Regions from separate parts of the Mus musculus genome. Here regions 1, 2, 3, 5, 6 and 7 are each linked to region 4. A link is a loop called in an ENCODE intact Hi-C map of the cell type or tissue named here. Cell type or tissue: left cerebral cortex. All regions are shown on one strand. Region 1 overlaps Arhgef9 (CDC42 guanine nucleotide exchange factor (GEF) 9). Region 2 overlaps Amer1 (APC membrane recruitment 1). Region 3 overlaps Arhgef9 (CDC42 guanine nucleotide exchange factor (GEF) 9). Region 4 has its middle 9.8 kb from the start of Arhgef9. Region 5 has its middle 86 kb from the start of Amer1. Region 6 overlaps Arhgef9 (CDC42 guanine nucleotide exchange factor (GEF) 9). Region 7 has its middle 100 kb from the start of Amer1.

Evidence for each region. Peaks named below come from ENCODE experiments on the same cell type or tissue, not always from the same donor. Only the 100,000 strongest peaks of a DNase experiment are listed, where the experiment ranks them.
Region 1: a loop joins it to region 4, with 3 times the contacts of the local background. A loop is called at or near these places in 4 of 42 quality-filtered maps.
Region 2: it touches region 4 in a loop (4-fold over the local background); 4 of 42 quality-filtered maps call a loop at or near these places.
Region 3: a loop joins it to region 4, with 2.2 times the contacts of the local background. A loop is called at or near these places in 2 of 42 quality-filtered maps.
Region 5: a loop joins it to region 4, with 4 times the contacts of the local background. A loop is called at or near these places in 3 of 42 quality-filtered maps.
Region 6: it touches region 4 in a loop (3-fold over the local background); 2 of 42 quality-filtered maps call a loop at or near these places.
Region 7: a loop joins it to region 4, with 5 times the contacts of the local background. A loop is called at or near these places in 3 of 42 quality-filtered maps.

The regions. Positions count from the first base shown.
Region 1 is chrX:95,060,842-95,064,841 of GRCm38, reverse strand. All of the region lies in intron 7 of Arhgef9 (CDC42 guanine nucleotide exchange factor (GEF) 9), which reads left to right. Among named protein-coding and RNA genes, the nearest start is that of Spin4, 36 kb to the right of the region's middle. In left cerebral cortex, no CTCF peak of the experiment used is centred here; no DNase peak of the experiment used is centred here.
Region 2 is chrX:95,440,685-95,444,684 of GRCm38, reverse strand. It overlaps Amer1 (APC membrane recruitment 1), which reads left to right. Exons shown (of 2, transcript NM_175179.4): 1 at 1-27. Among named protein-coding and RNA genes, the nearest start is that of Amer1, 2.2 kb to the left of the region's middle. In left cerebral cortex, no CTCF peak of the experiment used is centred here; DNase peaks (open chromatin) are centred at 411, 965 and 2,279; H3K4me3 peaks cover 1,193 bases; H3K27ac peaks cover 684 bases.
Region 3 is chrX:95,052,915-95,056,914 of GRCm38, reverse strand. Arhgef9 (CDC42 guanine nucleotide exchange factor (GEF) 9) reads left to right here. Exons shown (of 10, transcript NM_001290385.1): 9 at 1,904-1,972. Among named protein-coding and RNA genes, the nearest start is that of Spin4, 28 kb to the right of the region's middle. In left cerebral cortex, no CTCF peak of the experiment used is centred here; no DNase peak of the experiment used is centred here.
Region 4 is chrX:95,174,292-95,178,291 of GRCm38, reverse strand. It overlaps a transcript of Arhgef9 not described here. Among named protein-coding and RNA genes, the nearest start is that of Arhgef9, 9.8 kb to the right of the region's middle. In left cerebral cortex, a CTCF peak has its summit at 2,163 (motif pointing right); a DNase peak (open chromatin) is centred at 2,095; H3K27ac peaks cover 730 bases.
Region 5 is chrX:95,357,155-95,361,154 of GRCm38, reverse strand. No RefSeq gene overlaps it. Among named protein-coding and RNA genes, the nearest start is that of Amer1, 86 kb to the left of the region's middle. In left cerebral cortex, a CTCF peak has its summit at 1,904; a DNase peak (open chromatin) is centred at 1,906.
Region 6 is chrX:95,115,777-95,119,776 of GRCm38, reverse strand. All of the region lies in intron 2 of Arhgef9 (CDC42 guanine nucleotide exchange factor (GEF) 9), which reads left to right. Among named protein-coding and RNA genes, the nearest start is that of Arhgef9, 49 kb to the left of the region's middle. In left cerebral cortex, no CTCF peak of the experiment used is centred here; DNase peaks (open chromatin) are centred at 1,829 and 2,303.
Region 7 is chrX:95,342,546-95,346,545 of GRCm38, reverse strand. No RefSeq gene overlaps it. Among named protein-coding and RNA genes, the nearest start is that of Amer1, 100 kb to the left of the region's middle. In left cerebral cortex, no CTCF peak of the experiment used is centred here; a DNase peak (open chromatin) is centred at 2,134.

The DNA of each region.
Region 1 (4,000 bases), 110 kb after region 4:
TTGTTGTCTTTCTTCTTATCCTATGTACTGGCCTCTGCTCCTCTATTAGTTTAGTTTTGTAGATGTTTTCTGTTTTCTCCCTGATACCATTATTTTGATGTTTTGGTAATAATTCTCCCTATTTTGAGGTTTTTTTCTCCTTCTCACTATTTACCATGGAACAAAATAGACCTCTTTCTCCCATTATCTACCAATTTTCCTACACCCCTATTATTGTCCTAAGCAATCTTTTCTCTGCATTCACAGTTCTTACCTGTGCCTATTCCGATGTGTCCTATTGTCCCCTATCTTCACTGCACTGTATTTCTGTTGCTTTCACAGGATTCTGAGGAATAAAAACTAAATTACATGTAATGATGCTGGACAGAGGACTTTTGTTCCGAGAAGTTTGTACAGGCAAATAGATGGAACTAGAACCATTCATTTTAAACAGCTCACATACAACAGTAGCAATAAGAGGTGGGGGTAGGGGAGTGGAGGGATGGCTTAGTGGTTAAGAGCACACACTGCTCCGTGGAGAACCTGGCATTCAGTTCCAAACACCAGCATGGTGGCTCACAACTGCCCTTAACCCTAGTTCCAGGGAATTCAATGTTCTTTTCTGGACTCTAAATTCATATGCACTCACATGTTTCCAATACATACATTCAGGTGCACATACATACACAAATAAAGAATTTTCTTTAAGGAATAAAATAGAAATAAGATAGACAAGGGAGTTAAACTGGAAAAGTAGATACTAGACTCTTATTAATCATCTCTTATTAATCAGTCTAACGTTGACCCAGTATTTTTAAATCTATTTTCCTTTTTATTTGTCTGTTGTCTTTATTCATCTAATTTTATCCATTTTCTTCACTGTCTGACTAAACTAGCAATATAATGCATTTCAGAAAGGCTGTATAGGGAACCATGGTAACTACTGGGAAGTAGTGGAGTAATAAGCCAGACTAGTGGGTACCCATTTTTTCTAATTTGTCTGAATTTAAACAAGTTTTCTCTGCTCATAATTATTCCTCATTTGACAAAAATAGGTATCTAAAGAGAATCATGAGCTTTAACTGAGGCTGTATAGATACAGTTGTTCCGTTGCATTTACTAAATGTTAGCAGTTGCTACGATTACAATATACGTCATGTTGCTAATCATTCACTTAGCAATTTTTATTCTAAAGCAATATATAGCATATTTTTAAATGAAAGTTACAGACTTGAGAGCCAGATGTTTTAGACCCAAAGCCTGGCTCCTCTATTTAATCCCAAATTCAGTACGCTCGGTCTATAGTTCATCACTAGATGCAGCTACCTACCTTGTAGTACTTTTGTCAGCAGTGATTAAGTTGACAAATGCAAAGTTGTTAGGATAGCAGTTGGCATAGAGTATATGCTGCTTGTGTCCTCATTGCTACTGTTGTCATTGTTATTTTTATTTTGACTATTAAGCATGTACTGTATATGTTGGAATATAATAGTGGCCAAAACAAGCCTGCCCTTGTCCATGTGCATTCCCCAGGATTTGGATAGAAAACTGCGATGTTCTAGGCCGAGAAAGAGTAGTCAGGACCCCTCTAAAGTAGTAGAGGTAAATACATGAGTCAGGCTATAATCCTGAACTGCTTTATACTCCAGATTGTAGCATCTGTCATTTGTACAAAATGTCCTGTGAAGTCTTGCTAAATCCTAGGATTACCTAGCGGGATCAAGTTGAAATATCTGAGAGCTGTTTGAATTATGTAATGTCAGGGATTAGGGTAGTTCCTTGCTGGAGTCACAGGCTATGGCCAGAAGCTGTACAGTCCTGGAGAAGTACTAACACTTTTTGTCCCCTGCCTTGAACAAACAAAAAAGAGAAATGGAGAAAAGCTGGTATCCTGTTAGAAACAGTAAACTCCACTAAACAGGGAAATTGTGATCCAAATATTATCTGTTTAGGGCATATTATTGCTACACCCCTGTGAAGGCACTCAGACATGTCAGAAGCTTGATACCAACAGTACCACAAGCACCCAGGACTCAGAAAGGCCTTGTTGTCCTGCTATGTTCAGAAGACCCCATAAACTTTCTGTGGATAATCCCTGAGTATTGCAAGTTCAAAGAAGACCCATTACTGAGCACAATCTCAATGAGCAAACAAAACTGAGAGCTATAATTGGTATGATAGTTAAGTGCTAGGTGAATAGAGTTTAAGAGCTGTCACTGTGTTAGAATTTTGACAATGTAGGGGCAGAACAGCTAGAATATATAATCAGAGAAGGTTTCTTTGGGGGGGAGAATATATGACTTTGACCATGCAGGTTAAACAGATTGAAATGAGAGAACTGTTTGGAGAGTAAAGGATACATTATTGTAAGCCCAAGTAAATGTGTGATTTTGAGTGGGTTAGAAAGTACTTTTCCTACCCTGAATATGTGTCAAATTTCTGAAGTTAGTGGCTATGTAAATAGAAGATATTGGATTTTGTCTTTTCTTTGACTCATAGAACTTAACTCTTCATATTTAGCTTGCTTGGATAGTTTAAGCTACAAGAAGCAGTAGGCTTTTGAGATTTATCAGAGCTTGAGGTTTGCCAAAAGGAGTTTGAAGGAGCATAAAAGCTCCAGGCTACATTTACTAGACAAGGCTGGCCTTGTAGCATGGAACAAAATCAACTTTTCTAACTTTAAAGTTGCAATAATTGAGGTTGAGAGAAGCTAAGTGGCTTGCCCAGGCCATACAGTTAATGTGTTAAACATCTAGAACTCACACTTAAATATTTGTATTTTATTCATATTCTTTCACTGGCCTCTGTTATTCATGGCCTATTCTGATTGGTCTTCCTGAGCCAGTAGATTATTCTAGATCATTTATCTCAACACTAATCATATTAAACCATTTATTAGCTACAAATAGAAAAAATGTAATAACACAAGAGTTTTAGCAACACATCACTAATTCCCAATCTTCTGCTAAAGAAATAGGATATGTCTTTGTTCCTTTGTTTCAAATAAACAATAGGATATTCAGATTGTTACTGGCAGTGGATTCCCATGACTGTATACATATTTCCAATTTTAGGAAATGCTGAATGCTTTTGAGACTTAAAATGATCATGAAGCACTAGTTTGATAGAAGAGAGAAGGAAATTTTAGACTAAGGCTAGGAATCGGGAATTCAAGGTTGTTAATATTTTAGGTTGGTAGGTAGCCACTCTTGAAGTATGCTGTCCATATCTGCCTTTCCAGATCTGTATATGTCATTATAGCAACTGCAATGAAGAATTCAAGCATTACACCCACATATTTTCCTATATTATCCCCCTTTTGCCTAGTTACATTATCCTGATACTGCTCAGTTTTTGAGCATGTATCTCACAAAACGCTCCTGAAATTTTGAAATCAGTTAATGGGACCCCTCTGTGCTTGGGGCCAAGACTGACCTTGTACATTTTGGACATAGTCAAAAGAAATAGGCCTAAAAAGTATTAGCCTTCCCTGTTCAACTCATCTCTTCCTCTGCTGTGAGACTGGTGTTGCAAGTATCCAACAGAACTGTCTGAGCTTACTGGCAGGTGTCCCCAATGGATTAGAACCTATATGTATTCTCAGTTTATTTGCATGCATAATAATTATAGCAGTAAAAAGAAGTATATAATGGTTATTGGTTGTAAAAACAGTTAAACAATACCTGTATTTCCATGCCTGAGGATTTGAGATTGACAGAAATATGTTGAGAACCATTCAAAACCAGGTTTACGGTACCTAGCATATACTGTCTCTCCTGTGGCATCCTCATATCTAACCAGAATGCAGTTAGTTAGCCCCTCCAACTGTCATACCACCATGCAAGTGTGCATTTTACCAGATAAATCAGGATTGTAGCATGCGGGGTCTGTAGCTGGGTAAGATTATTAACTCATTTACTACGGTGAGGTTGAGATTTCTCAAATGACACAGCTAGCTGGAATTATTGGAGAAGAGGAAACTTCAGTGGACAATGCAATGGGCAAACCAGTGTGGGCAATG
Region 2 (4,000 bases), 270 kb before region 4:
ACAGCGCTGGGAGCTGGACCTGGCAGGGTAAGCATTGCACACAGCTAAGAGCCATCCTGCTGAAGGTCTAGTGCATCCCCGCGTGCTCCGCTCTGGTCTCCTGGACTAGGGTTTCCAGAGCCTGGCTGATCGGAGTCCCAGCCTCTTGCTGGTCTTTCTTTGAACTCGCTTTGCGTACTGTCCAGCGAAGGGCCCAGCGGCCGTTAGTCTTTAGGGTCCGGGCGACCGTGGCTGGGGGGTGGGGTGGGAGGGCCGGAAGGCGGGCGGACTATCCTGGGCTACGCCTCTAGGTTGTAATGGGAGGCTGGGATGGGCCCACACGTGCTGTTGCGTGGTTCCGGGAAGGGCGCCGCTAGCCAGCACCCGGAGAACGCATTTGCAGGCCGGGAACTCCTTATCTTTGTTTGTAGTATATTTTCTGGAACAGCTGTTAGGCCGGTGCTGCTCACCCGCGAGGCCTTGCTGTGGCCCCTCCCCTCTGCGGTGCATCTCCTATGTCTCTCCTCTGCAGAGGAAGCTGGCGCGCTCGCTTATGGCCAGACTGAGACTGGCTTTAGGGTGGATTAAGATATCCACAGTCTGTTCCTCCTCAAGGGAGCACAGTTGGGTTTCTGAACTTCCCACTTATCCTGGAACCTTGGTCCTATGGTCCCAACCAGCCGCACCCCCTCCTGGGCCTCCAGTCTGTCGTTTGGCTCCCACCCCCATTGCAGGCGGGCTGGACCAGGAGCTCTTACTGGCCCTTGGGTTAGAGCTGCAAGGCCGCTTTGTTGCCGCCCCCACCCCCTACGCGCCTCTTTTCCCTTGTAGGGCATAGGGCGCGTTTTTTTTTCTTTTTCTCTCCAGCCTTTGGTTTAAAATAGCAATAGGCACAATATTGTGGGGGGATTTCCCTGCTAGAGGCGGAGGGGGCCGTCGTTGTAGTAAAGAACACACAGTATATATAAGGCAGACAAATCCTACAACTTCTCAGTTACTTAAAATACCCAGCCTGCCAGACTGCTGTCATTGTCTGCTGCAGACACCTCTGACACTGGTGACCGCCCAAAGGCGTGATTTCTCCTGAGCTCCCCTTTGAGGGGCTAAGCTTGCCAGATGAGCCATGGGAGGCAAAGGCGGCAGCGGGACTAATACAGCAGGACCATCCTCCCTGTCGCTGGACTCGCCTTGAGAGAAGTGTAGACAGCCCTGTTCGCATATGTCTTCTGCGTCTCTGGCTGGCCTGCCTCAGCAACACTGGTATGGACTGGTCTCCGGGCACTGCATTGTTGGACTTTCTGTCCTACCATTGGAGATTCCAACAAAGCCCATTCCTTCGAGTGCCCTACTCTGTGCACCACTCTGGACTATTAAGGCATTCCTGAAGAATAAGAGAGGGGATTTGACTAAGGGACTGTGCAGGCTGGACAGCTTTATAGTGGGGCATTGAGACCCAGTAAATAAATCTCTTACTTTGTAACGTTAACATGGGATATCTATCTATCTATCTATCTATCTATCTATCTATCTATCTATCTATAGATATAGCTATATAGACACACACACATACACCCAAGCTAGGATTGGGGATACCACATTATTTTCACCCCTACCTAATTGACCAGACCTCAACACATCTTTGCAGCTGGTCTTTTATTTCCAGCATCTGACTCTGCCCTGCTTTGACTTCAGTCCAGCACCTTTCCCACACTCAAACACTCTCATCCTACACTTGTCCAAGTCCCTCCCTTTCAGGCCTCAGTTCTCAACCAACTTTCTCTTTGGGGCATTTCAGGCTGCTTCTAGATGAGCAGACCTCTTGGAACTCCTGTACAGTTAAGTTTCACTGACTCTGCTTTGTTTCCCTTATATAGGTATTTAGGTTCTCTCAGAACCCTCATAGGGGTAAATAAAGCCTAGGCCTCAGCTACAACCCTCTAGGATCCTAGATTTATAAAGCAATTAATGAGTGAATGTTCCAGAAGGACTTTCTGTCTTTGTAGAACTTTAGAAAAGACCTTTATCCTCCCAACTTGTGTTTGCCTTAATCCATGAAACATAAAGTAAACGTGCCTAAGGCTCAGATATGGATATAATATACCTAGTGTGGGTGGAAAGAGGGATTGGGTTGCTACTACATTCAAAAAGAAAGTCATAATTAGTTCCCTCTATTATCAGGGTCTGGACTGCTCAAACCCTGGAGCTCTGCATACTTTTGGTTGCTGATTCATGAGCCTACAGGCAAAGTGCCATGGAGAGATCTCTCTCTCTGCATTTAGAAAGCAGCTGGGAAGTACAGGAGTTTGGTAGAGAAAGAATAGACAGAATGAGAAATGAAAGGGAGTGCCTGGCAGGCAGGGTGAGTGGTGGAGGTGGCATAACTCAGAGGTGCAAAAGAGTTTAGGACCCAGTGGTGGGAACTGCCAAACATCAAGCCTTGAAATGGTGATCTAATCTTTTTAGGCGAAGATCTTTAGATCATTGAACAAAGGCTGGTCAGGGTCAGGGGTTGGGGGTGGTGGATGCACCTTCGAACCAGCGATAAGAATGGAAGGGTGTTTGATTGTTTGGGGGTATTTGTATTGGGGTAATTTGGGGTTTTGTTATTATTTTGAAACAGGATTTCACTAGGTAGTCCCAGCTGTTCTGGAATTTGCTTTGTAAGCCAGTGCCTTTGAATTCATCGATATTTGCCTGTGTTGAATGCTAGGATTAAAGGGGTGTACCACCACCAGCCCAATAATAGAGTTTTTGAAAGGGTTTTTAAATGGGGTCTTAGAGATTGAAAGCATCCTACAAGTTAGGTAGGTAACAGGTTACCTCTAAAGTTCTAAGTAGAGGTGTGGGGAGGGGCATGCTATCACAAGAGGGAAATTTCACACTGTAAGATTCCTTTTGGCATTTCATAGGTTGGGGAGGAGCACCTGGGCCTAAATACTTATTTGCTAAAAGCTAGAGAAATATCCTTCAGGCCTCTTTTTACCCCCCACATCTCTCAGCTACACAGGTTTTTGTGTGGACTAGCAGTTAAGCCCCCTATGGTCATAGATGTGGCCTAGAAAGCAAGCAAGACACAGCAATTTGAGGAGATACAGCCTATTGCTCTTTTGTGGTAGTCCTTTATGTTGTGCCCAAGGTCTCCAGGAAGCACCACTCAGTCAGTGCACATTTGATGAACTACTACTCCCTCCTCCCACTAGCCTAGTCCTTAAAAGTGAAAGCTGCCTGGGTTTATGTGGCAGTTGCATTCTGGGAACACTTTTTTTTTTCCTCTCAGTCAAGAGATTAAGGCTTGCAGCCTGCTGGGGGCTGGAAGTATCTGGAGAAGGGAAGTATTTGGGAAAAGTTGGCACCTCAAGAACTGTAATATTTGCACTCAGTGTATGGAAGAAATACCCCTGCTTCACTAGTCCAAAGAAATAAGGAAAACAGCAGCAGGCTTATCTTCTCATGAGTTTACTTGTAGAACCTTTGCTGTCTAGGGGTCCTGATCAGCTTTGTTTTCTCTGCCTGTTAAATAATTTAAAGGCAGGAAAAATCTTGAACATGCAGCTAGCAGTGGGAAAATTCTGGAACACAGCACAGAGGAGCAAACAGCAACACAGTGCTTGTAAAGAAATGCTTGTATGACATGTATGAAACATACACAGAGATACACACAGCAAGCATGCACAGGGGAAGACCCATCACAAGATAGAGGGGTACTCAGGGAGCCAGAGCTCAGAGGCTCCTTAGGGGCTTCGTTTTATTTATTTGGCTTTTCTTTTTGTTGTTGTTGTTGTTGTTGTTGTGTTTTGGTTTTTTTTTTTGTTTTTTTTTTTTTCTTGGTAAGTTTCTGAAGGGTCTTCCTTCACTAATTTAGGATTGGTCAGTTTGAAGAAAGGCCAGATGGCTGATTGACCCAAAACTGTTGTGTAAACATGTCCTGATCTGGCCTTAAACTTGTTGAGCCAGTCCATCAGCAAGAGGCCTTCTACCTGGAGAAAAAGCCTGCAAGGCTTTTGTTTTAAGCTGCCAGGCT
Region 3 (4,000 bases), 120 kb after region 4:
AATTATATCTGTTAACTATTTGATATATACAGTGCTTTATTAACTCTATTCATCTTACTATGCCACAGAACAAAGAATTTATTCCTCTTATCTGACTATATCATTGAACCTACTGAATGACCTCTCTGAATTCTCTCTACTCCCTCTGCTCCCCACATATATGATGTTAATCTTTAAGATACAAGATTATACAGTGTTTGTCTTTTCTACATCTGACCTATCTTACTTTATGTAATCCTACTATTTTATAAAAAAATGACAGAATTTCATGTTTTTATACAGCTGAATAGTATAGTCTCAGTTTCTGTGTCTGTTCATTGATGGATAATTAGGTTGAACACATATTCTTGACATTATGAATAGAGTTTTCAATAAACCTGGAAATGCAAGTATCTTTTTGAAATACAAATTCAAAAAAACTTTATAGAAAAAGAAAGAAAAAATAAAGAAAAACAAGCATGAGATAGCTACATTTTAGGAGAAAACTCTTAATAACGTATAGTGTGACATTTGTTGCATGAATTCTGTTCATATTGGAAAGTTGATAATATATATCCCATTCCTTCTAAGTTCCTAATGACACAAACTAAAGTTTAATTTTATAGAACTTTCACCCAAAAGAACTAATGAGTGTATTAGGCTTACTTATAGAGCAAGAATTAGGGTTTATGGCCAGATACACAGGTGACCCTAAAGCAGCCAACTGGAAGGTCTGTGCCCACTATGGCTGCATAAATAGATCCTTTTTCTCTAGCCTTTACCAGCCTGTAGCACCTCCTGGAATCCATGAGACCACATATAATTAGGACAGAACTACATCCACCTGGTTAAGAAGACAATCTAGATACCCTTGTGATAATATTTTGCAAGAAGACACAGCTGGACTTATAAAGATGACAGATGTTTAGCTCAGAGGATAGTGCTGTAGAGCAGTATTTATTTTCAGAATTTATAAGAAACTGAAACAACTCAATACAAGACGGCAAGTAACCTAATTAAAATATGAATTAAAGACATGAGTAGATGTTTTTCAAAAGGAGACTTCCAAATGGCCCCCTAGATACATGAAAACGTGATCAGTCTCACTAATCAATGGAAATGAATAAATCAAAACCTTAATGATTCATTCATCCATTTGGAATAACTATTAGCAAAAAAAAAAAATAGCAAATGATCATGGATTGCCATTACAAAAAAACCACCATCCTCTCATCTCCCTTGTTCTCTTCTACCTCTTGTCTGCTTTCAAAGAGCATATATTCTATTACTTTTCCCCTTCCCCAAAACTTCATTTACCCTTCTCCCAGTTCCTTCTCCAATTCATGACTTATGCCCACACACTTGTATTAAAATCTACGCTCCACATATAAGAGAGATCTGCTACACTTGTCTTTCTCAATCTGGGCTACATGATTTAATATAATTTTCTATCAAATGTTTTCTGCAAGTTTTGTACTTTGGTTTTACTTAACTAAGTAAAAGTCCATTGTGCACATATACCATATTTTTGTTGTGTACCCATCATTTTGTGGACAGCTAAACTGTTTCCATTTCCTGCCTATTATGACTAGAGTAGCTATCAGCATGGAGGAGCATGTGCTTCTGTAGTAGGATATGGAGTTCTTTGGGGATGTGCTCAGGAATTTCAATCATATGGTAGTTCTATTTTTAATATTTTCAGAAACCTCCATATTGATTTTCTTAACAACTCTACGAAGTTTTGCTCAGCTGTGAATAAGAGTTCATCTTTCCCTACATCTTTGCCAGCATTTTGTTTGAAGTTTTTTTTTTCCCCCTTTGGATATATTTGTCAGATAGCTTTGGAAGGAAAGGTATACTCGTTTTTTGTGGTGTGTGAAGATACATGGTTTTCGTAACAAAGTTCCCTTTTTGTCTCTTGTAGGCTTTGAGATTTCTGAAAATCAGAAGAGACAGGCTGCAATGACTGTGAGAAAAGCTTCTAAACAGAAAGGTACTTCTGCCTTTACTCCTCCAAACCCACTCACTGTCTGTGTGGGACTGGGAAACCATGGGGTATGTGTTTTCACATTCCTTGGCTCCTTTCTATACTGAGGTTCACTTGAAATAGTTTCCAGCTACCCAGGTATTCTTGATAACAACTAACAAATGCTCTTAGTGTTTTGATTTTTGAGAGTAAGGGATGTGGGGTGGTCATATCTACGTTATTGGCTACATAAACAAAACAAAATTCAAAAAGTATTTTTGTGTTTACTTCAAAATAAGAAAAATTTCTTGAATAATCTAGAGAGAGGCAGGCAATAATGCATGTATATAATTTATTTAATAAACATAAATATATAGGGATTTGTTCTCAGCTTTCTTTCAGTGGTCTAAAAATGCTTACCTAATCAGTAGCCCCAAACCAAAGTGAAGAGCCTCAAATTGAACAAAATAGTCTTTCTCCGAGGCATACATGGAAATGCCTTTGAAAAATTCAAATCCAAATAGAATCAGCTCAAATTTGAAATAGTTTTTCTTTTCTTTTTCATGAATCAGAACAAAACTAAAGTGCTCAGTTGAGCAAAAAGAAGGAGCTCCCTTCCGCTTTCTAGAGTGTCTACGTAGTACCAAGTTTCTTAATTTCTTTCATTTCATCTTTATAGTAACCCAAAGAAAATGGCACTATTAGCCCCTGTTCCAGGTTAAGAAACTGAAAACATTCAAGGTAAAGTGATTTTTCACCTGTCATCTTGATTCTGAGACCACTGCTCTCCCCTCTTCATCTCAGGGTCCTGATGATGGTAATATCTCTTGTTTGAAAAAAAGAGCTCATTTGATTCTCTCATCTCAATTACTGGAAGCTATTTTTTACTGACAGTATTTTTACTGTTCCGAGGAATGGATAATCTTAATAAGACATCACTTTCCTCAGTCCTTGCCTTCTGCTCTTTCATTAGCTCTAGGATTCTGAGTGAATTCTAGAAATAATGAAGGGAAAACTGATAAGATAGCTCTCATGCAAATGTCATTAGTTAAGTAATTGTTCTAGTGTCCCCTTCACATGTTATTTGTAACACCATGGGACATTCATTATCAACCATCTATTTTTCTGAGGGAAGAGTTATCTGGCTGATAAAAAGGCCTTTTCACTTTACTTTGTTTACTTTCTGCTGTCTTGGTTTTCAGAATTTATATATAACTTCTTGGGGTTAAATGCTAATTTCCAATTCATCAACCCAATTGAATTTATCAATACAAACAATGTCAGAATCATAAACATAGCCCCCCATCTTCATAGACTTTAAGGTCAGTTGAAAATCAGATTATTTCTCTAGAATAAATAAAACAATCTTGAAAAAATAAGAATGAAAAAGAAGTACCTAGTTCATCTAATTTCAACACTCATATAGTTCATTAACTGAGGCACTACAGATAGTTTAATAGAAAGAATTCAGAAATAGACCTACATGCATATGTGTGACTTATTTTTGACAAAGACAGAACAATTCAGCAAAGAAAGTGCAATATTTTCAACAAATAGTCTGAATTAGATTTCTATAGACAAATTTGGACCTTGATATAAGCCCAGACCTTTTATAATAATTAAGTAGGAATCTATTGTGAAATTAAATACGAAACTATAGCGCCCTAAGAAAAAGTATTCTAAAAATCTTTAGAGTTGGTATATTTGATATCAAAAGCTTGAAAGAGAAAATGAAAAATAGACTTTAAAGCAGGAGTTCTTCCATGCTGTCCCTGTATTATTTGTTAGCATCTAATACCCTCATATTTCTAGCATTTGCCACCTTTCAAAAATGGCTACAGAACTGGAGGCTTCTTCCTATGAAAGTACCAATGGCCCGTGATGGCTTAGCATTAAAACTACTGCCAGGGTAGTTGGATTCCTTGAATCCTCCATTAATATAAAAAGATCTATAACCTCAGTATCATTGAAAGGTCACAGATTCCATTTCCCTTTTCTCTATGAAACATGTCTTATGGTGATGAATTTCCTTTCTGTTTCAACTACTAATGTCAA
Region 4 (4,000 bases):
TTGCCTGTTCTTTGTCCATTAGTGGTAACCTCATTCTGAAAGCTGTAGGCGGGAGTGGAGAACCTTGAGCAACTGGAATCTTCATTTAGCACAAAGCCCTAACTGAATAGATTTCATTCTATAGAGCATGCTTAAATCCATTGTGTCATTATCTTTTTGGCAGGTATTATTTGGGTCCTCTATTTATAGAAGGAAATTGAAGCTCAGAGAATATATTATTTGCCAGGAGTTGAGGGCAGAGATTGTATTCAGATCCTTAAATAGTATTATTTACTAGGATTTGCTACAGTTTTATATGTCAGAAATTTCTTTTAAGTGTTTTACATCACATGCATACCATCACTAAACCCTGACAAACAACCACAATAATGCCCCTGATTTGCAGGTGAGACATAAGAGTGGTGCTTGCTTAGAATGAAGCACAGAAAGAATACTAAGATAGTATACAATTCTAATTAAAAGACAAACAAAATACAAACCAAGGACACTAAGTAGCTTGCTTAAAGGTCATATAATTAGCCACAAATAGAGGTAAGGTTGACTCTCAGATGATTGGCTCCAGAGATCAATGCTGGGTTTTTACCTGCTAAGCTCTCCATCTTCCTCTTTGAGACAAACTCTCTCACTGAACGTGGAGATGAACCATTCGTGAATACTAGTTGGTAAACAAACTTCATGGGTCCTTCTGACTCTGCCTTGCCAGTGAAAGGTTTTCAGATACACGCTACTGCAGATATCTTTATATGCATGCTGGGGAATTGAACTGTGGTCCTTAGTCCTTGATATAAGTACTTTACCAACTGATATCTCCTAAGCCATAAAGTTTGTATTCTTAACCATTAATATATACCACTTCTAAGTCTAGGGTTTCTTCCTAGCTTGACTAAGTGAATCATTGAGCTAGATAAACAGACAGAGTGCTATGCTAGGAAGAGACATGAGGAGGCTACTCAGCAAATTTAACATTTTTTCTTATTTAACTTTTGAATAAATAATATTTGCATGGTCAAACAAAATCAATCTATAAGAATGAGTAAGTTGGTATTGTTTCTCCACCTACTATAGGGTAGGTCCATAGGGTAGGCCAATAGCTTTATAGCTTTTTATGTATCTCTTCAGAATTTTGAAATGTAGATATAATCAGAGTAAGCATATGCCTCCTCTTTTTTATCCAAAAGATCATTTATCACACATACTATTCTGTATCATGCTGCTTTAACATACTAAAATTGTATGAACTCTTCTTGTCAGTCTACAGAGAGCTTCAGAAGTGTGACCTGGGGGCTCATGGATCTCTATAAACTACTATCTTGCAAATGTCTTTTTACCAGGCTTTGGTGGTATCCAGCCTTCTCCTGACAGTTTCACTCAAGATATCACTGCAAAATTGTCTCCGGCTTCACTGAGCTATGTAAATTTTCAAACCCAGGTCCTGAAAAATTCTCCAGCTGAAATAAGTTTCCTCCTCATAACCCAATTTCAGCTTACTTATATAATATGCCTATCTAATCACTTATATATACAATTATTTTTTTTAAATTGTATTAATTCTTTGAGAATTTCATACAACTTATGTTGATCATCTTCACCCCAACTCTTCCTCTTTTATGTAATTCTTGTTTAGTATTTCTTACAAGGAAAATTCTAAAGTTAATGTGATGATGAGTGTTTAGTGTCCTGAATGTCCATCCAGTGACCTAGAGTTGAAATGAAGCTTGCAAATAAAACTCAGGCGTGAAAATTAGAGTGGTAGCTCTCCAAATGAGTCATGGGAACCAGGAAAGTAACTATTTAGGAGCTTAGGCTCCAAAACTAAACACTGGGTCATAATACTAACAAACACATTCATAGTCTGTCTCGATCTTGAATTGATGCAAATATGGTTTTAACTACCCCAGAAAGATAATAACCCTAAGGGGAACCATTGCCCTTCCTCTGCACAGCCTTTTGGATCTTTCCTATTCTTTCCTAGCAAGTCTTCTCTGTACCCTGAGTAGAGACAGATGGCCTGGCCTACAAGCTTGTTTGAAATAGAACTGAAATTGTCCAAAAATAAATGTGAAATAGGATTGAAATAGATCTAAGCAAAGGAACAGGAGGAAATTGCAGTTCTTCTGTATTTATTCACATGCTTATTCATGCCTGTTGGCCACAGGAGGGCGGTATAGGAAGCATTTCCTGAAAAAAGACCTCCCGGTGGCCACCAGGGAACAGAAATCGGAAGGGGTACTTCAATTCTTAGCCAGTAGGCTGGATCTTTTAGTTCCTTGTGGAGTTCTTACTATCCAAGGCCCTTAAAGGGGCTGGGCTTAGCTGTGCAGCCAAGGTTGGTATTCACAGGCTGCAGCTGATGCTTTCTTTCTATGATGAGTATCTTCTATATCCTACTTTGAGTCAAGAGTCCTGAACTTTGTCCTTTATCCATTTAGGCATGGGTTCATTTGGTTATGCAGGCATTAGACATGTTATTGTTGTGTGCTAAACACTGTTTTAGGAGCCTAGAGTAGAGCAGTTAAGAAAAATAGTCTCTGCTTCCACAGAGCTTCCATTCTATAAAAGGGAAACAATAAATCTATAAGCAAAGAATTGTGTAATAGTGCAGGTCACGACAAAATTTTTAGGAGAAAAGTAAGCTAAAGGGTTAGTTAGGAAGTGACATACGGTGTTAGAGAATGTGGTCAGGGTAGAGCAGTTTTGAGGAGGTGAGAGAGCTAAACTTGTACCTATCCAGGAGAAAAGGATTCATAGACAGTCTGATTCACTATCCTTCTTTGATTCCTCTCTAAAAGTCTACCCACTATGGTCTAATTATAGGCAATCTACTTATTTAACTACAGCTAGTAATTCATCATCTAATGTCCAGGGAACCACCTCAGGACCAAGTCCAGCCTGTTCCACCTTCAGCCAAATTGTTGAGGATTTAAAACAATCAGTGCTTTATTTTAAGCTACAACTGAAAAGGAGCTTTTTGAAAAATAAGGACATGAAGAGACTTGTCTAAAGTTACAAACCTACCAAGAAACAGAGATTGAACTTGTATGTGAAAGTTTCACTTTTTTTTAATCTACATTTTCCTATAAGTTACTCAAGGCATTGTGGATATGCCTTTGAACATCAACTGTTTGGTGAGTTCTTTCTAATGAAGAATAAACAGATAAGTGTTTAAAATAAGAATGATGATAGACCTACTCTGTTCCCCATTTTCACTTCCAGCTTGATACTTGAATACATGGTCTGAAGGATATAGAGTGAAAGGCTGGTCATGTTAAGGGCTAGAGATATGGTTTGGTGATTTAGAGCACTGTTGTTCTTGCAAATGACTGAAGTTAGGTTCCCAGCACCTACCCTGAGTGGCTCACATTCCCCTATAAATTGAAGCTCCAAGGGATCTGATATCATCTGGCCTCTGCAGGTACCTGGACACAAGTCAGCATACACACATATAGACAAATATGCACATAGATAATAATTAAAACATAATAAAGAAAATGTTATGTTTATCTTTCTGGAAAGTGTTGTGTAGGGGAAAGTATTTAGGAGGGATTTGAGTTTGACACCCTCATGGATTACTTACAACACTTGAGAGAGCCATTGCTCTGAAATGGAGAAAAAGTGTAAGCTTTGAAAACAAATTTCAGAAAAAAAAAAAGAAAACAAATTTCAGTCCTCCTATTTCTATATCCTACATATATGGTTGTGGCCAGATGATGCAAACACTTAGCTGTAATTTCTCCCTCTTTAAAGTAATGATAATAATTTCATCTTCTAAGAATAATGGGAATAGTTCAATAAAAATACATTTTAGCCCAGTACCATGGGTGCCCAGCACGTGCCCCACTACTGCTTCACATATATTATAGAGAAGATTTCTATCTATCTAGGAACATTGGAAAGAAACAATTGATTATTCCTTCATTCTACAATTCACACTCTAATCATTAACAACTTCATTAATTATCTGACTTTGTTTGGAACACTTAACATATAGCATTGAAATTAT
Region 5 (4,000 bases), 180 kb before region 4:
ATTCATAGAAGCCCTAATACATTTAGACATAAGTTTAATTTAATACAATTTTGATAAAAATTTTATGGGAGTAAAATTTTACATAGCATAACACTTTCCAATGTAGCCATTTTAAGTTTATAGTTTACTTGCATTTATATATATTTATAATGTTGTAAACATGTCACTAAACATTCTTAGAACTATTATATCATTCAAAGTGAAAACTTTACTCCCATAAAATGATTTCCCTTTTACCTTAGACCATAGATTTTGGTAGTATTTTTTAAATTTTTATTATTTCTTTGAGAGTTTGAACTATGTGTTTTGATCATATTCATCCAGCCAATTCTCCCCAAACTTACCAGTCCTTATTTTCAAAAATCCTTCAAGACCAATTTGTGGTACCCAAATATTCTTCCATGTATGGTCTTCTCTAGAAGTGGCTGACTTACAAGTGGCTACACTCTCAGAGAAAACTGTTTATCCTTTCCACAAGCTAAGTGTTGTGAATGGCTCCAGAAGATGCTGTTTTCTTGTCATTTAGACTCTCAAGCTCTTATACTATTTTGCCGGTCTTCTGAAATGATCCCTAAGCCTTGGGCAGATAGGTCACGGTATATAGAGTTCCTTTAGGGTTGGGATTTGTGTTGTGGGCTGTTATTGTCTTTACATTAACAAGTTGTGGCTCTCCTAGTTAATCATTGATCCAGGCGTGTTGAGTAACATGGCTTTAAAAGGCAGTGCTCTGTGGGTTCCCTGGTCTCTTGGGTCAAAACTGGAGTCTGAATTATTCCTCACATCTTAGAACTCATCAGTTCAGGAACTGAGATTGCGTCACTTGCCTTTGTTGTATCACTGAAGGTTTATAGAAATCAACTCTGTCCTAACCACTACTTTGACTTCTTTCATGATAACAAGGCACTTAAGTAGATTATTTAAGTAAGTATTTATCTCTTTGTAACATCTCTGTGAGGTATTTATGATTATTTAGTTTTTTACTAATGATATGACTTTATTTAAAAGTAAATGAACTTCTTAAAACTATTGAGCCATCGGTGTCAGAGGAGAAATATCAACCCACATATGTCCATAGGTTCCAAAAAGCATTTAGTTCCTCTAGAATTAAATTAACTCAGACCTATGTGTATGTGTAAACACCAAATAAATGACACCAAAATTTGTGCCAAAAGAATTTGTGGAGTAGTTAGGATTTTCTAGTCTAAGGTAATTCAAGGAGACATTTTATGAAAGTGGTGTCATTCAGGTATCCTGTATTTATGTAGAATTGTTTTATTATTTATAAAGAACTCTCACATATGACCTTTTGTGATATTTTCACTCTATCTCTATTGGAAGCCTAAAACGTAATATGCCTCAAGGGGAAGTGACTAACCCAAGATCATAAAGTAAATAAATCACCAAGACAGAGTAGTATACAATCTAGGTTTCCTGTCTTCTCGTTCAGTGCTTTCATCATTAAGAAACACTCAAAAGCCGGGTATGGTGGTGTATTCCTGTGAGTTTAGACCCTGGGAGGTAGATACAAGGATATAAAGAGTTTAGGTCTACACTGAAGTACATACTTAGCTCAAGGATATTCTAGAATATGTGAGAATTATATATCAAAAAATAAAATCCCAACCCAACTAAACAAAAACACTTAGAGAAGAACAGGCAGAGTTTGGATTGAGGAGTTAAGAAGAATGAATAACCTGGATAAGAGCTTTAAAGAAGCCTGAAAACCGATGAAGGAATATCTGAGGGGTTGGCTGTAGTGAAAGGTTGAGGAAAAGTATGTCAGGAAGAAATATTAAACTGCCTTTCTTAGGGTCAGTGTGAGGTTTTACATGGAAGCTTAATAGTTTCTAGTGTCAAGTGGAACTTTAGATTCTGTGGCCTGCAGTTCCACAGTTATCCATTGGATAGCACTGCTGGGCTATTTTGAAACTATTGCAGTTAAAGGCTATGTGATAGGAAACTGCTCCAATCCATTCCTCGGACTTTAAGTAGATTATTCAAAGAGTTCCTTCCTTATCCTTGCCTACCTAATAGTCATTTTATTTTTCAGTCGCCCAAGATCTATTGAGCCCATTGAGCTTTTCTTTTCTCACAAGCCTTCCCCCCAAAAGAATAAAGTCACTTTGATGTGCCTCCTCCCTACCCCCATTGTAAGACACTCTTCATCTTTTTCTATACTGTATTTAAAAAATATGCAAACCTTACTCCTTCATTATGATAATTTTGTCATATCTATTCATAAGCCAATGCATCTTTACTTCCAATTACCCCCCCCCCTTTTTTTTTCTTAAAATGCTCAGGCTAGGTATTCTTATTCATGGAGTGAACTCTTTCTTCTACTCAGAAGATGCCCAAATTCATCCCAAGCATATACTTATTTGGGACCAAGCCACCTAAGTACAAAATAAATACAGCCTTTACAAGGATGCTGGGATAAAATGCAATGGAGGAGTTAAATACAAGCCTTTTGTCACTTGAGAAAAAGTAGAAGCAAAACACTGTGTGGGCCTCCTGGCTCTTTTAATATTGACATGGGGACCAGAATTGTAAATGTACTTTTGAAGGAGTAGACTATAGGTAAATCTTGTGGAGGAAGGTAAAAACCCTAAAAAAGACAGTAGAGACACAAAGTAAAGGTTTGAGAATGTTGAACAACTTAGATAATGGAAGTGGGGAATCCTCTGGCAAAATTAAGAGTTCCAGTTCAGCCAGGCTACCTGGATTCACTTTTAACACTCTAACCTCTTAGAAATAAAGCTTTGAATAATTTCTTGAGCATTTCCATGCCTCAATTTTTTTCATTTGTAAAATGGGAGAAAGTCTGAAATATCTGTTCACAGCTCTAAAAATCCACAATGCTTTGAAAAACCCCAATTTAATTTGGTCTTAATATCTGAAGTGGCATGATACTATAAGAGTCTATATTCCATTTAATGTGAATATTTATGTATGTTGCTACAGAAAATTAATGCATTCATTTATAGAACTTCCTGTAGATATTTCAGAACATTTATCATTTCCATCTAAAATTTTGAAAACATTCATTATGAAAAATCAATTCTGGAGTCTGGAGAAATGGTTCAACAGTTAAGAATTCATTCTTACACGGTGCACATAAACTCATGCAGGCACACACATATTCATAAAATAAACAATTTTTTTGAAAAAAACAACAAAACCCCAAATCTAATTTCTGGGGACTGTTTTGTTTTATGTTATTTAATTTTAATTATGATTAAATGAGTAAACATGTAAAATTAATTGAAGCCGTGGTTGGTTAATAAGATCTTTAAAATTCAGCAAGATTTATTTTAATTTTGGGAAGCTTATACAAGACTGCCAATTTAAGGGTTTATATTTTATAGGTAGGTATATAATTAAATTTTTGTAAAGGAAAAAATATATCACTTTAATGAAAGTAATATTAATGGTAGTGTGAGTGATGCTCAGTAAATATGGGGTGGAAGTTGTGGCCAAGTGTTAGGGAACCTTGTTATTAAGGTAGCAGTTCCCCATGACTAGATGGCTTTCTGAGCTCAGCACAAAATGGGGTACTCCCCTTAGCAGGGCTTCCTTGTTGTCTTAAGGTTTTCATTGCCATGAAGAGACACCATGAACAAGGCAACTCTTATAAAGGAGAACACTTAATTGGGGCTGGCTTACAGGTTCAGAGGTTCAGTCCATTATCATCAAGGCAGGAACTGCAGCTTTCAGCAGCCACAGTGACCCTGGAGGAGCTGAAACTTCTACCTCTTGTTCCAAAGGCAGCTCGGAGAAGATTGGCTCCCATGTGCTTGGGAGGAGGGTTTCAAAGCTCACCCTCACAGTGACAGACCTCCTCCAACAAGACCACACTTCCCAAAAGTGCCACTCCCTGGGTTATGCATATTCAAACCACCACACCTGTCTCTGTCTCTGTCTGGAGAGTGTCTTTGTCTGGAGAGTGTTCATAAACATAGTTGGCTGGCCTTGTCTGAAAAGTGACCTTGTACAGAGGCCT
Region 6 (4,000 bases), 59 kb after region 4:
AGAAAACAGATCCATAGTCCTCCCTTCCTTTTCAAAGAGAAGAACATGTAGATACTTGTGGACTGTGCAGAGCCTGGAGTTGTTGGTTTGAAAGCTGCTGCAGACATTTGGGGAATCTGGGTATTGCATATATGTGCCACTCTCCGTCCACCAGTGTTACCTTGCCTTTGCTTCTCCCTGTCACAGAGGATTACCTAACCTTTACTCTAGTATGCAAACCTTGAATTTCTCCTCTTTGCCATCCCAGTTACAGATCTAAAGTGAGGGAATAAAGGCTTCAAGATAGGATGTGACCCATCAAAGATCCTATAGATCATTAGAATTATGTTGAACCACTCTCCAATAGCACTTTGGGTTGATCATTTAGTGTTATTTATATGATAGTACATAATCCTTTACAAATATTTCTGACCCTCTGAATATGCATGGAGATCGAATGTTCATATTTTCTTTTCCTTCTTTATTTAAATGGAGTATGTTATTTGAGAGATGTTAGTTATGTAACCGAGGCTGACCTTAAACTTATGATCCTCCTGTTTCAGTCTTAATATTGCTCAGATTATAGCGATGCGCCAACATATTCTGATCAGAATTTTCTTTTTATAGCATAAAAATCCTCAGTATTACCCATGAACCTTACTTTGGTTCCTACGAGTTGTCTAAGAGAAGCTACAAGTATTGTTATGTGATCATATTCTGTACTGATTCATTATTTGTGACTGCTCATATGCCTAGTTTAAGAAAGTAGATTCTTGAGTAGGTGGGGGAGGGAGCACCCTCATAGAAGCAGGGTAAGGGGGGATGGGATAAGGGGTTTGTAGAGGGGAAACCAGGAAAGGGGATAGCATTTGAAATGTAAATAAATAAAAATTGTACATATAAAAATTAATTGGAAAAATAAATGAATATTTATATATGAAAAAAAGAAAGAAAGTGGGTTCTGGCTTAACTTTTCATTTAGTTGGATTTGGTTCAATTGGATAATGCAATAGGCCTGAATTAGTTGGCCCATGCAGTTTGGCCTTCATACCCTCATAATGCCTTTTGCATTACAAGTATTCATCTTATCTCTAATCTTACACAACTATTGACAGTTAGCTCCCTGCATCTTGATGTCATTGCCTTTCTGGAGTTTCTACTCATGAAATGGGCCTATGTGGCCAAGACCACTGGGTCTAGAGATTATTTTTCTTTGTTGGAATTAGACATTTCTCATTTAATAATATTTGTCTTTGAGCAGGGAGCTTGTGTTTTCTGTGCTTCAATGATATGTAAACTAATGATATTAACAGCACCAATCTGAATCGTTTGTTATGAGAATGAAACTAAATTATGCAAAGGAGGTACTGACAGGAAAGTCTTATCATAGAGGTATCATTCAACAATGGTACTGCTGATATACCAACCTTTTAAAGCTAATGTCAGAAATGTGTTTATTTTCCCTTGTTCATGCCCTCCACTTAAAAATAATTTATCTGCTGTGCAGTGGTGGCACGCGCCTTTAATCCCAGCACTTGGGAGGCAGAGGCAGACGGATTTCTGAGGCCAGCCTGGTCTACAAAATGAGTTCCTGGACAGCCAGGGCTACACAGAGAAACCCTGTCTCGAAAAAAAAAAAAAGAAAAAGAAAAAGAAAAAGAAAAAAGAAAGAAAGAACGTATCTTTGTATGCGAGTGTCTAGAGTTTGAGAGCAGATCTTCCAAGCCTCTCCTATCTTCTGGCTTCTGAGCTTTCAGTTTTTATTCATCATCTGAATAAGTTATTCCATCTGAATCATCTTGCTGCTCCTACATGTATGTTGCTAAGGTTACCTCAGCATACAGAAATTATATTCTTTCTCATTCGGCCACTTACACAAGGACATGGATTACCCAAAGGTCTGAACATGCTGATAATGCCAGGCTTTCAAGTTAATCATAGTAGTATTGCGACTAATGAGCCTGCTGCATCTGTAATTGGGTAGTGTGCTCTTTTTGGTGACTTGATTTTTACAAGGAAACATAATGTTACTGCAGCAGTACCTTAGCACTTAACCCTCATTTGTAAGCAACTAAATTGTAGACAAGTGCAGTACATAGGAGTCTAAGAACAGATTAGATGTATCAGGGAACAGAGCTAAAAATAGCAAACCTATAAATTCTTCCCATTAGTCCAGCCCTTCTATAGTTTTTTGCACAAAAGCTAGCACATAAAATACAGAGGATAGTGTGGGAAGAGATGTGATTCAGCTCAAGTTGGGGTGAGGAAGGATCGTATGACTTGGGTAGCCATTAGAGAATACCATAGCCTATATAAAGAACACCAAAGGGTAAAAATACAAGGAGAGTGTTGCAAGAGAACACTTGACATTAACAAGCCAGATTTGAGATATCTGTAGCATTCTGCAAGATGAGAGTGAGTAAGACCCTAGTGGACCTACCTATGCAAATAGATGGCATAGCCCAAAACACGCCTCACGAGGTTGTTATTATTATCCCTTAGGCTGACACCATCTGCCTCTAGAATTATGAGGTAGCATCTGAGAAAAACTTGTTCTATATAGTCAGTGGAGGGTTTAAGGAAGTATTTTTGTAATTGCTTTCCTACTTTCTTTAAATCTGTCATATTTTAAAAACTATCTTCATAACTACTAGTTTCTAAGCAATTCCTTATACCACTAGCAAGGGCAGATTTGTAGCCCAGGCTAGAGGTAATGATGTCCTATCTCATGACAAGGATTCCTAAGATGAGAATTCAAGGATTCAAAGCCAGTGCTTCACTAAGTCATCATCCAAAGTTGTGTTTTAAGAATTTTTTTTCTGAATCTCAGTCAAAAAGTGCCTATTTTCTAGAAGATGAGTAACTTGGGTTAGATTGATTTTCAGCATAAAAAAATAGATTTCATCATAGCAACAAACAGGGCAGGACTTAGTGTATTCAAATTTGATAGCTTAAATAGAAACCTTCTATATTTTTATATATTTATAGTGTATCTTGGTCATGTTCATCCATGCCTCACTCTCTCTCCAACCTCCACCACACCCTTCATGACATATCTTCTATCTCTCCTAAAGTAGTGTCTTTTTTTATATAACCTCCTAACTCCAGTTAATGGTGCCCAAATGTGCATGTGTGTGGAGTCAGCCAGTGAGGCATAGACAACCTTCAAATGACTCTGCCCACACCGAAGAGAAGTGACTTTCCCTTCTCTTAGCAGTTATCAACTGTTATTGATAGGGCATTGCACGCCCCTCCCCCTCCATCCTGGAATTTTTAATTTTGTTGAGCTTGTGTGTGTAAACAGAGCTGCTATGAGTTCCTGTGTATAACAGGTATGTGGTAAACTCAGGCTAGCCTTTTGCTGAATTCTTCCCATTCTCCAGCTCTTATATCCTCTCCAGCCCCTCTTCTGTGATATCTCCTGAGCCTTGGAGTGTGTGGTGGGAGTGGTAATGTAGATGTCCCATCTGTGGCTGAACATACAGCATTTTGAAGAGTTTGAGTCTCTTCATTAACCACTCCACAATCAGAAGCTTCTATGACCAAGGTTGAAAATAGCACAAATCTATGGATATAATAACAAACATTGTAGAGGATTTTTACAACATGGCCATCTAATAAGCTATTAATCAGTTCTGGCCTACAGCCTATAAATTCTCTAGCCATGAATTTTCACCATGTTTACAGTGCCAGGCACAAATGATTCCCTGTGGAGCATGCTCAAATCCAATTAAGAAAGTGGTTGGTTACCCAATTAAGCTATTTTGCCACTATGGCGTCAGTGTGTGCATCTTGCCTGGAAGATCATTATTGTAGCATGCAACATGCAGCATTGATCAAAACCATCGATCTCCTTTCTTCCCCAGCAGCCTTCATAACACTTTCCACCATTATGAAACCTAGCTATAAGGGAGAAAGTTTCTTGATGTCCTGCAACTGGAGTGTATGTTATTTTCAGCAATAGGATGTTAGCCATTTATTTATGATAGGCAACCAAGGGCAATACAAATAGACTGTTTTG
Region 7 (4,000 bases), 170 kb before region 4:
TATGTGTTTCTGTGTTCAGGCCCAGAGGGTTAAGCCACAAGAGTGAAGTTGGGATTCCACTGAAGACTCCAAGATTTTGGAGATGGCAGAACCATAGGATACTTGCCAAGAAGAGCAGCATATACACAGTGGAAATAGCTCAAAAGAAATAAGTGTTTTGCAATTGCCAAAGCCAAAAGAGAGGAGCTATCTAAGCCCTTTGACATCAGATATGTAGCTATAGCATTTAGAGTTAACACTGCTGCTGGGTTTTAGTCTTTCTTTGGTCTAATAGTTCCTCACTATGTTCCCAGTGTAGGGGAATTGAGAGGAGGGAGGCTGGGGTGGGTGGGTGGGTGGGTAGAGGAACACCCTCATAGAAGCAGGGGGAGGAGGGATGGGATAGGATGTTTCCGGAAGGGGGGAACTGGGAAAGGGGATAACATTTGAAATGTAAATAAAGAAAATATCCAATAAATAAATAAATAAACAAAAATGGTGTTGAGACTGAAAAACCATGGGGACTTTTGAAGTTGAGCTAAATACATTTGAATATGTCTATGAGCCTATGAGAGACAGAGAGAAGACTGTGGTGATATGAATAAAAATGGCCCACGTAGACTCAAACATTTAAATGTCCGGTCCAGAGTTAGTTGAACTGTTTGAAAAGGATTAGAAGGTATGGCCTTACTGGAGAAGGTGTGTCACTTGGAGATGTCTTTGAGGCTTCAAAAGCCCATGCTATTCCTTCTTCCCCCCTCTCTCTGTCTGTCTCTCCCACCCTCCCTCCCTTCTCTCCCTCCTCCCTTCCCTTTCTGCTCCCCTCATTCTTATGGGTCACATATAAGAGCTCAGCTATTGCTTCAGTGCTGTGCCCTACCTACTTGCCTGTTGCCATGCTACCTTCTAAGATGGTCATGGACCACACTCTTCAGCTTTAAGTTCCCATTAACTTTTTTCTTCTATAAATTGCCATGGTCATAGTGTTTTTTCACAGAATTAGAAAACTAAGGCTCCACCCAGCAGCTGATTCAGACAGATACAGACACCCACAGCCAAACAGTGGATGAAGCTTGGAGGAAAGATCGAAGGCTCCAAATGGGATAGAAACTCCACAGGAAAACCAACAGAGTCAACTAACCCTGACCCTTGGGGCTCTCAGAGTCGGAACTACCAACCAAAGAAAATACATGGGTTGGAGCTAGGCCTCACCACACATATGTAGCAGATGTGCAGCTTGGTCTTCATGTGGGTCCTGGACAGCTGGAACAAAGGTTATCCCAAAAGCTGTTGCCTATATGTAGGATATGTACTTCTATCTGGGCTACCTTGTCTGGCCTCAGTGGGAGAGGAAGCACCTAGCCTCAGAGAGACTTGAAGTCCTAGGGAAGAGGGATATCCAGGGAGCCCCACTCACTCAATCACGAAAGGGAGAGGAGGGTGGGGGGAAGGATTGTGGGAGGGGGTGACCAAGAGGGGGGCAGTGAGCAGGATGTAAAGTGAGTAAGTAAAAAAATAATAAAATTAAATTTAAAAAGAAAAGAAACTAAGATACTTTTCTTCCCTAAACTCACCTGTACCCCCATTTCTCTGTACTTAGTATGTTCTAAGACTCATATGCTCCAGTTCCTACTTTCTATCCTACACTTATATATATACAATGTGCTATCCTCAAAACAACCTATCCCATAGTTTCAACATCCTGTGATGTCATCACATTCCTATCTCTTTTGTGTCTTACTTAGACCTATAACTATATGTTATAGGTCTTCCTTTAGAGACCACTGACCACAGATAGACTCAGGGATTAGAAAAGTTTCATTTATATCATTTAAAATCCAGAAACATTGCATTCAACTCCTTAATTATTTTGCAGCATTTCAGAAGGTGTACTTCCAGACTCAGCCATTTGTCAGGCTCTTTTCATTTACAATTCATACCACAGTTAGAAGGAATAGCAGGTACCTGGGCCTTTTGCACATTCCAGCTCATCTTGAATCCTTTTTACAGCGTAATTTCTATGAATGTTGATTTTGCTTATAATTTTGTAAAATTATTTTCCAAATTTTATAAAAGTTTTGGGAACCCTGGTCCCACTTTTCCATGGTCTAAAGATTCTCTCAATCTCGAAGTCTTTGTCACTGCCTGGGACATACTCCTTCGCCCATCTCTTCTTTTAGGTACATTTATGTGGAACATATGGCCTGCTTTGGCTCAGTATATTAAGTTCTTCTTAGTATTATAGGAAGAGAAGAACCAAAGAAATTACTCATTTGGATCTTCTGTAACAGTTCCCTCAGAAATGAGAGATAGTGAAGGCATAAAGCAAAGCATAATGAAGACAGGATAGTAGTCACTCTCTGTCAGAACTACAAGGGGTTTAAAAGTTTGAGGGATTTTCTTATTGTATGCATGAGGTAATATGTGCAGAAAGAGATTGAGATCTGTCCAAGATCAGACATCAGTTCATAGAATAGTTGTAACTAAAAACTTCTCTTGACTTTACTACCATGTCCAAATGCTATTTTACTTTCTCAACCAGAATCTTAGGTATTCAGAAACAAAGTGTTATTTACACCCAAACTTACCTTCAGTAACATTAATGCAGGTGTTGATTATTAAATAAGCCATATTTTTAAATCAGCTGCCTAGATACAATTGTATCATGCTCTGGAAAATCAAGTGGGATAGGAGGATCTAATGCAACAAAACTTGTCTGTTGTTTTTCTCTCTTTTAGGAAGAGACTGAACCCCTGAAAGTTTTGAGTCTTTTGAAAGTATTAGATACCATCAGCCTCTGATTGTTTGAAGCAGATAAAACCCCCTCAGGGTAAGGATCAGATGAGATAGTGTTAGTATACCCTATCCTGGATGGGGTGGGGGGATGATTTATGTTTATTTATAGACCAAGTGTGGGAAAACATACTCCTGCGATTGGTGCATGTCTTACCACACCTTTGCAGCCACTCTCACCTTTAGGATATAAGTGGATCCCACATCACGGCTCTGTATTTTGAGGTCCAAACCGGATACTTGGGTTAAATATATCTCTGAAAAGAAAGGTGACATCAGGACCCCAAATGGGAAGCCAGTTGTCATTTAGTTCCTTTTATATCTCTGACCCAGCTGATAACAGGCTCTAAGAACCACATCCAAATCATGGTTAGTATCTGATTTACCTCCAACTTGCTCAGGCCTGAGGCTTTCACTTCATTTTGTACTAGTCAGTTGCTGCCTTTATATCATAGTTCACATGTACTCTTACCAAGCTCTTTCTTGGTTTCTATTCTAGAGGTTTCTAGCACAAGCCAGTATAGTGGAAAGAATTTGCTTTAGAGTTGGACACACCAAACTCCACATTTTTGCTCGGCTACCTTGAGCAATTTGTAGAACATGTGTAATCTTCCATTTTCCATCTGGGAAATGGGATGCTGGATAACATTTGTCACTCAGGATTATTGTGAAGATTTAGTAAAATCAAATTTAAGAATAGTCCCATCCCAGTTCCTAGCATACATGAATGCCCACTAGTCAATAAGTTCCTTCTTATTTCCATGTCACTCTACCAATTCTGTATGTCTCTCATTCACTTGGGCTCTCACTTGCTCAGTCAACAAATGGTTATTGACATAAATAGGAAAGCCAGTGGATTTTGTTTCCTGACAACCCAATGTGATAAAGTGGCATCTCTCTTAAAGTCAAACACACTTGAATTAAAATGTTGGCTCGGCTACTTAATATTTGTCAGATTTAGAATAAATAATAAATTTACCCTTTTGAGCATCAGTTTTTGTATCTGAATTTTTGGGAGTAATAATTTGGATTTCATGGGTAGAAGGCTCAAAATGTTTAATGACTATACAAGTGCCTATAACTAATGTGAAATGATAATAATGGAAATAACAATAAACTAGTTGAATTGGAAATATGTCTTCTAAGACTGTTACATGATGAATAATCTGTAAATTTGTCAATATGAGAATGCCAATGTGAGAATTCCAAATTCATTTTCCAAATAAAG